3 separate regions of the Homo sapiens genome follow, and all the other regions are linked to region 2. A link is an interaction called in ENCODE POLR2A ChIA-PET data of the cell type or tissue named here. Cell type or tissue: PC-9. All regions are shown on one strand.

Region 1 (2,500 bases), 110 kb after region 2:
TACTACTCTTGAACTCCTGACCTCAGGTGATCTGCCCGCCTTGGTCTCCCAAAATTCTGGGATTTTAGGCGTGAGCCACCACACCCTACATGGAGAACCTTTTTCTGCTTCTAGCATTCAATGGCAATTTCATAGACAAAGCCCTTCAGGGGCTGGTAAGTGTGAATGCCTTTGTCAGGGGCACCCCAAGGCTCAGGCCATAAGGGCATCAGGCCATGGAAAGGGCAGGGCAGAGAGAGGGCAGTTCTCTTTCCTGAGCACTCGTAGGGGTGTAAGGAACTGAGCTCAGCACAAGGGGAATGTGTTAAAATTACCTGTGGGTCTTTAGTGTAGAGGTGACTGAGCATGTGGAGAGGCTCATGTCATCAAAACATTTTCAGCTCAGGTTTTGAGAGATGGGGCCATTCCACACCATGCAAGGCCACGGGGGAAGCACTTGGTTTGGTCAGGAGACAGAAGGGCCAGGAATCCAACTCAAGGCTGGATTCCAGGCCATAGGAAGGCTGGTGTCACAGGCGCCTCCACCTCAGAAAATAGCAACTGAGGTATGGAAGAGCTTGCAGAGTGGCTGCAGACCTGAGCCCAGGGAGGTGGTGGGCAGAGTGGACTGAGCCCCCCAAAGCTGCAAGGCCCAGAGCCCTTGTTGGTTTTTTCTCTGGAAAGGCAGGGCAGAGCAGGAGAACCATGCAGGGCTGGCTGATTTGCATGTCGAGGGCTCTGGGCTCTAGGCTCTAGGGCTGGTGTCCCGTTGCCTGGTAGCTGGCCTTGGGTTGATTTAGGGCCAGGGAAGTATTGGCTTGGTGGGTGAGAGTTAGAGAAGGTGGTTGGGGATATGGGTTTGGGCCTGGTTCATTTGCCTATGAAAGGTGCCCTCAAAGGGAGTTGTTATTACCTCTAGGAATTAGCCAGCTCTGGGAGGGGCAGTCTCTTCCTGGCCAGCGAGGCCCCAGAGATGTCAAAACATTATAAAATAACAAGCATGATGAATATAGGGGTGTCACCCCATTCCCCAGGAATGCAGAAGAGGAAAAGAACCAATCATCTCCCCTTCTGAGCACCTGGCCAGAGGAGACAGCGGCAGCCCCGAAGCAAAAACAGCCACCCGACATGGGGCTTGTCTCCGGGATGCCAAACCACAGCTCTGTTTTCCACAGACACAATTGAATTGATGAGATGTTTAGTGACCTCTGGACCTGGCTGAAGAAAAATGTGTGTTTAAGTAGTTAGAATTCTATTGCTGAAGGCTGTCATCAAATTCTGCTCCTTAAGAATGTTCTTATTGGGCTGGGCGTGGTGGCTCACACCTGTAATTCCAGCACTTTGGGAGGCTGAGGTGGGTGGATCACCTGAGGTCAGGAGATCCAGACCAGCCTGACCAATATAGTGAAAACCTGTCTCTACTAAAAATACAAAAATTAGCCAGGTGTGATGGTGCATGCTTGAAATCCCAGCTACTGGGGAGGCTGAGGCAGAAGAATTGCTTGAACCCAGGAGGCAGAGGTTGCAGTGAGCCAAGATTATGCCATTGCACTCCAGCCTGGGCAACAGAGTGAGACTCCATCTCAAAAAAAAAAAAAGAGTGTTCTTATTTAGCAAAGAATGACAGCGTATGTGCAGATGAATTTTGGAGCTGAAATGGTACCTTGGAGGTTGTCTAGGTTGGGGATGCCCAAATGAACCCAAGATTTTCAGCAGTGAGAAAAACAATAATACTGTGATGTATTTTTCCATAATGTTGAGTGCATTCAATTGAGAGGACTCCTTTTCACATAATTCTACAATTATGTCCTGCCCAGTTTTGGCATTAAAATGCTTTTTCTTTTATGAAATGATGGTGACGATCGATGGTAATGTGTTTATTTTTAATGCAAAATTGGCAGAAGAAAAAATCTGTGACCTGAATTAAAACAAGAAGAATCGCAATGGCTTGCATTTATAATGGCGCTTTTCCACATAAGACAATTTGCATGCAAGTATACTTTATTTAATAGTTCCACTGGATTTTTGAAAACTCACTAAAAACAAATTGCGAGGTGGTAAAAGTTGCCCTGGAACCAGGAGTCAGAACATGCTGGGACTGGTGTGATGGTGTCTGGGGTTGCAGGTTTGGAAAGGCCTGGGTTTGACACTCAGCTTCTCTCGTCTAGTAGCTGTGACATTTTGGACAAGTTACTTGATGTCTCTCAGCCTCAGTTTACTCAGTTGTGGAAAGATGACCATACTGTCGTGCCAGGTGCGGTGGCTCATGCCTGTAGTCCCAGCACTTTGGCAGACCGAGGCAGGCAGATTGCCTGAGCTCAGGAGTTCGAGACCAGCCTGGGGAACACGGTGAAGCCGCATCTCTACTAAAATACAAAAAATTAGCTGGGCATGGTGGCATGCGCCTGTAATCCCAGCTACTTGGGAGGCTGAGGCAGGAAAATCGCTTGAACCCAGGAGGTGGAAGTTGCAGTGAGCCGAGATTGTGCCACTGCACTCCAGCCTGGCAACAGAGTGAGAC
Region 2 (2,500 bases):
TAGTCACATAGTAGGCATTCAGTAAATCTTTGCTGAGTAAATAAATATTTTAAAATAATTCTAACTCTAAGTCAAGATAATTATGAACTATAAAACTATATAGATCTCACCAACACTGTCTTAGCTGCAGGGAGCAATTAGGATAATGTTGATGTTACTGTCTTGTCATCCTCACTCATAGCACATTAGAATGAGAAGCTGCCATTTCACAGGGCTAGAGAGAAGAGGAGCAGGGTCCAGTTAGGTGGAAATAATCTTTAGGGGAATCGGTTGAAGATAAAGGGGAGCTCGTTTGCCGTGAGGCAGTAGTTTTTGAAAACACAATGGAAAGGACCAGGAGGTGGAACAGAAAAAGGAAAGAAGTAAAAAGCAGTCATGTCAGGGGAGAAGGGAGAAGATAGGTGACTACAGGGTTCTGTCTTTGGAGCCATCAGAAGTCAGGGTGAGCAGCTTGGTGGAAGAGAAGCCCCCTAAGATTCCGAATGAGTGTGAAGGAATGGCCGTGCTCATCCATCCACTCTCATTTTCAAGTTAAGGAAACAATGTTTAGAGAATTTAATGTCTTATTCATGTAACAGCCAGACCTAAAATCAGGTCTTCTGACTTCATAATGTGCTTTTTTTGTTTTTATTACTCTATTCTGTTTTCTGTATTTTTGTATACAAGTATTAATATGGAGATTTACATTCAGTTGATAAGCTCAGTGGTTGAAGTTTGTATTACAAACCAAATATACAATGGACTGTCTTTTAGAGTGCATGTGTGGTGGGTAGAGGAGGGTGGGTGAGGCTTCTAGGCTCAACAGTGCTGTTAGGCCTTATAAAGATACGGAGTTGCCTTATAATATGGAATGTAATTAGTGATCCAAATCTATGTATTGTGACAGAGTTTTGTTGACACTCACCCAATATTCTGTAATTGATCACTGTTTCTCATTTAAAATGGTGATGGCTTCTTTGAAGCAAAGGAGAATTTCTGCCCTTTGACACTGTGCCTGAGTGCGGGAGGATCTCACTTTTCTTCACATTCAGCTTCTACTGTAGGGCCCCGTGCTACAGATCACCATTAATTTAATGCTGTTGTCATCTCTGAGCTGGCACCTACTTGGATGAGTCATTGGATACGGAGTGAATGATGACAAAGGTATGCTTTTCCATTTATTTCAGTGCTGCATGGCTAAAGGTGAAAACTAGCCCCAGAGATGCCACAAAAGAGCCTCTCCAGCAAGAAGATCCTCAAGAGGAAAGTCACCTGACAGGTGCTGTTGAGCATGAAGCAGCCAGGTTTGTGCTGGTATTTTTCAGATCTTTGAGAATTAAAGAGCTCCTTTTACATAGACTTGGAAGTGAACCCTTTCTTCTCTTTCCTACATTTAAAGTTGGTTATTTAAAATGTAGATTATTTTTAAAAATAGAATAAATACATAAAATGTAGTTTATTAAACGTTTCAGTCAAACTATATAGCTTATAGTGAGCTCTTCTATTTTTTCTTATTCATTCATAAATTATATATGTGTCAATTATATATCACTTGCTAGTTTTGTATGTGACAGTGTTATGAGCTCTATGGAGACTTTAAAAAGGGCAAATAGGCCATAATCCCAGCCCTTGCTTATTTATAGTCAATAGAGAAGTTATGTAATTAACTATAATTTAAGATAGAACACGGTATGTAACCTAGGAACTGAGAGAGTTTAGAAACGGGGGAGGGTTACTTCTGGCTGCAGAGGTCTAGGCTTCATGGATGGAAATTAAACTAGGACCTGAAGAACAGGCAGGATTTCAATATGGGAGATGAGGTGAGAACATTCCATAAGAAGAGAACAGTGAGAACAGGTTTCTCTGTATTCATTTGGCTGAAATTATTCTTACAGTTATGGGAAAACAAAAATGAAAGCGGTCCATTAAATAATTTGACAATATTCATATATCCTAAACCAAAAGAATCAAAGCACTTTTACATACAGCAGAGTTGTTCACAGTTAACTTTTCCCTTTTGTTTTTATTTGACTTCACCATGCCTATATGGCTCCTGGGGGCTCATTGTTTGTCTCAACTTGAAGATATAGCAATGGTTTTGTTTGAGTCTAATAAGAAACCCCAAGTCTGAGTGATAGCTGGTTTTCTTGAGAACGTTTGAGACAGGTTCTCATTGCGTTGTGCATTAATGTTTTTTGACATGGAACACGTTCTAGAGAGCTTTAGGGGTACGGAGAGATTATGTTACCTACTGAGTAGCTTAATAGAGCCTGGATTGGTGCTCTGCTCTGCAGTGGTCCTGATTTCTGGTCTGTTTCTGTGATGATGACACCCTGCAGTGTCGAGGCAGAATTGGTTTGACTCTTTTGACTGTCTGCTAGGCTCGCTTGGCTTGATGCTGAAACTTCCAAAAGATTGAAGGAACTAGAAGAGTTAAAAGCCAAGGAAATTGACAGCATGCAAAAACAGAGGTAAATATTTGCTTCTGAGTTAGGAAAAGGTAAGCAGGCCTATTCTACAT
Region 3 (2,500 bases), 98 kb after region 2:
CTTCTGTATTTTTCACCCATAAGCCTGCTGTTCCTTCTGTGCTGCCTCCATCACTGGCCACAGACCTTTCTTTTTTGAGATGGAGTCTCGCTCTGTCGCCCAGGCTGGAGTGCAGTGGTGTGATCTCAGTTCCTTGAAACCTCCACCTCCTGGGTTCAAGTGATTCTCCTGCCCCCCATGGCTAATTTTTTAAATATTTTTAGTAGAGATGGGGTTTCACTATGTTGGCCAGGTTGGTCTCAAACTCCTGACCTCATGATCCACCCACCTCGGCCTCCCTAAGTGCTGGGACTACAGGCGTGAGCCACTGTGCCTGGCCAAGCCACAGACCTTTCTTTGCAGGCTTGAGGTTATGGTTTTCTTTCTCCTGGGCTAGCCTTGTGAGCATTTGTCCTTTGCAGTCACACAAGGCTCCACACACTTGATTTTCTACTCTACTGTCGCCATCTTGAAATTTTTAATTAGTTTGAACAAAGGGACCCACATTTTCATTTTACACTGGGCCCTGAAAATTATGTAACCAGTCCTGCCTCCCTCCTTAGATCTCTCTGCCTTCTAACTTTTGGGGATGCCACACAGTTTCTGGTCTGCTAAGGACACTTCTTATTTTACAGTGCTACTAAAGATTAATTCACATAAAAATGCTTGATGTCATTTTCTAGGGATCTGGAGGAGGAGAAAAAGACTAGATCGTGTAGTCAGTTTACCATCTTTATCCAATCCTACCACGACACTTCTAAAATAGAAATCCAGTCCTATCATTCTGCCACGAAATTGGCAAGTAGGTCTTTGTTGACTGCAGTATGAAGTATAGATCCCCCAACCTGGCACCGAAGGCCATCCACAATGTGGTTCCAGCCTTCCTTCTAGCAATCATAAATTTCCAGAGTTAGTAAGTTTCCTATCACTACAGGAATCAAACAGCCCTGGGAGAGCTACCATGAGGGACATAAAGGGGCTGTCAAATTGTTGCTAAACCCAGTAATACCAAGGTTATCTCTGATTCTGATATTCATGGCTTCCTGGCCATCCCTCCCCTCCTCTTCCACCCCCACTGTCTCCTAGTCAAATGGCCAGGGGGCTGCTTGCAGAGAGATCCCTGGGCTCATGCGGAGCTCGTCAGCTTCCTGCCTTTGCCCCGGCTCTTCCCCTGACTTCATCTCTAGCTCCCACAATCCCATGCGCTGCCTCTGGGAAGCCTCCTTGATACTCCAGCCTCTCCCAGACCACTGTCCTCATGCCCAGCACAGCTGAGTTGGTCTCTTGTCTGTAGCACGGACCACTCTGCTGACAGCTGTGCTTTTCTGGGTGTGTCCCTTTCCTCCCTGTCTGAGCCCAAAGTGGTGAGGGGCTCACTGTGCACTCATACATTCCTTCCCTCACTTATGCATGCAATGCACAGGAATGGACACTTACTCTGTGTCAGACCCTGTGCTGGTCACTGCAGGGGACACACAGATGACTCAGAAGTGGACTCAGAATTGACCGGCTCCCAGACGGGGGTGGGGCAGTGACAGTCCAGTGAGCTAATTGCTCTAACAAGATGGGGAACAAGGCACAGAGGGCTGAAAGAGGAGGTAGCGCTGGAGCTGCCACATGAGGAGGTAAGGAGGCTTTGCTGGGGTTGGGACAGACCAGTGAGGGCAGAGGGAGCTGCAGGGACAAAGGTACGGAGGGAGGTGTGGGAAGCAGGGAGATTTGGAGAGTTTGTCTTGACTGAGGTTGGACAATCTATGAGGTTGTCATTCCTTAAATGACAGCTCATAGATTGTTAGTATAAATTGTCCTGGAAGAGATATAAAAACCCCAAGCATAAAAGAATAGTGAGATGACAAGATTTGTCAAGGACTAAGCGGAATTTAGCCCAGGAAGGCAAAGTTATTCAGTATGTGAAAATCAATCGATGTAACATACCATACGGATGAAATAAAAGACATGGGAAAGACGTAGAATAAAAGGTATGGGAAGAATGGAGATTTGGGGAGTTTGTCCTGTCTGAGGTTGGGGTGTGGAGCATTGGGCTGGGGGTGAGGTGTGGAGCTAGGGGGTGGTAAAAAGGGGTGGGAGGTCTTGGAAAAGAGGCAGGGGTGGAAAAGCTGGAGATGAAGGCCTTGAATGCCAGGCTGAGGAGTTAGGGGCCTTCTTGGGAGTGCCCCTGTGGATCCACTGAATGGTTTAAGCAGGGGAGCGGAGAGCCACTTTTTAGAAAGATTATTCTAGAAGCCAATGTGGAGGAGAACAGGAGGGGCCGGGGAATGAGTGCAGGGGCTTACGCTGGGCCAGGTGAAGGGTAATGAGCGTGAGTCTCAACCTGCAGCTCAGGGGAGGCTCCATGCTGGGAGTGGCCTGAGCAGGGAGGAGCATGCAGGGGAGGCTCCATGTTGGGAGTGGCCTGAGCAGGGAGGGAGCATGCAGGTCTTCGCTCCTCAGCCAGGCTTCATGAGCAAAGCCACCAGTCTGGCCCGGAGCCTGGCCAGGGCTCCCAATGCCCAGTAAGGGG

The links. Peaks named below come from ENCODE experiments on the same cell type or tissue, not always from the same donor. Only the 100,000 strongest peaks of a DNase experiment are listed, where the experiment ranks them.
Region 1: POLR2A ChIA-PET joins it to region 2 with 8 read pairs; 3 of 35 experiments call an interaction of 5 or more read pairs at or near these places.
Region 3: POLR2A ChIA-PET joins it to region 2 with 5 read pairs; 2 of 35 experiments call an interaction of 5 or more read pairs at or near these places.

Annotation. Positions count from the first base shown.
Region 1 is chr17:6,499,758-6,502,257 of GRCh38, reverse strand. The region is part of intron 4 of PITPNM3 (PITPNM family member 3); the gene reads left to right. Among named protein-coding and RNA genes, the nearest start is that of PITPNM3, 56 kb to the left of the region's middle. RefSeq lists an enhancer at 670-1,216. In PC-9, no CTCF peak of the experiment used is centred here; no DNase peak of the experiment used is centred here.
Region 2 is chr17:6,607,131-6,609,630 of GRCh38, reverse strand. It overlaps KIAA0753, which reads left to right. Exons shown (of 19, transcript NM_014804.3): 10 at 1,167-1,283; 11 at 2,361-2,450. Among named protein-coding and RNA genes, the nearest start is that of KIAA0753, 32 kb to the left of the region's middle. In PC-9, no CTCF peak of the experiment used is centred here; a DNase peak (open chromatin) is centred at 1,120; H3K27ac peaks cover 1,731 bases.
Region 3 is chr17:6,509,521-6,512,020 of GRCh38, reverse strand. All of the region lies in intron 3 of PITPNM3 (PITPNM family member 3), which reads left to right. Among named protein-coding and RNA genes, the nearest start is that of PITPNM3, 46 kb to the left of the region's middle. In PC-9, no CTCF peak of the experiment used is centred here; no DNase peak of the experiment used is centred here.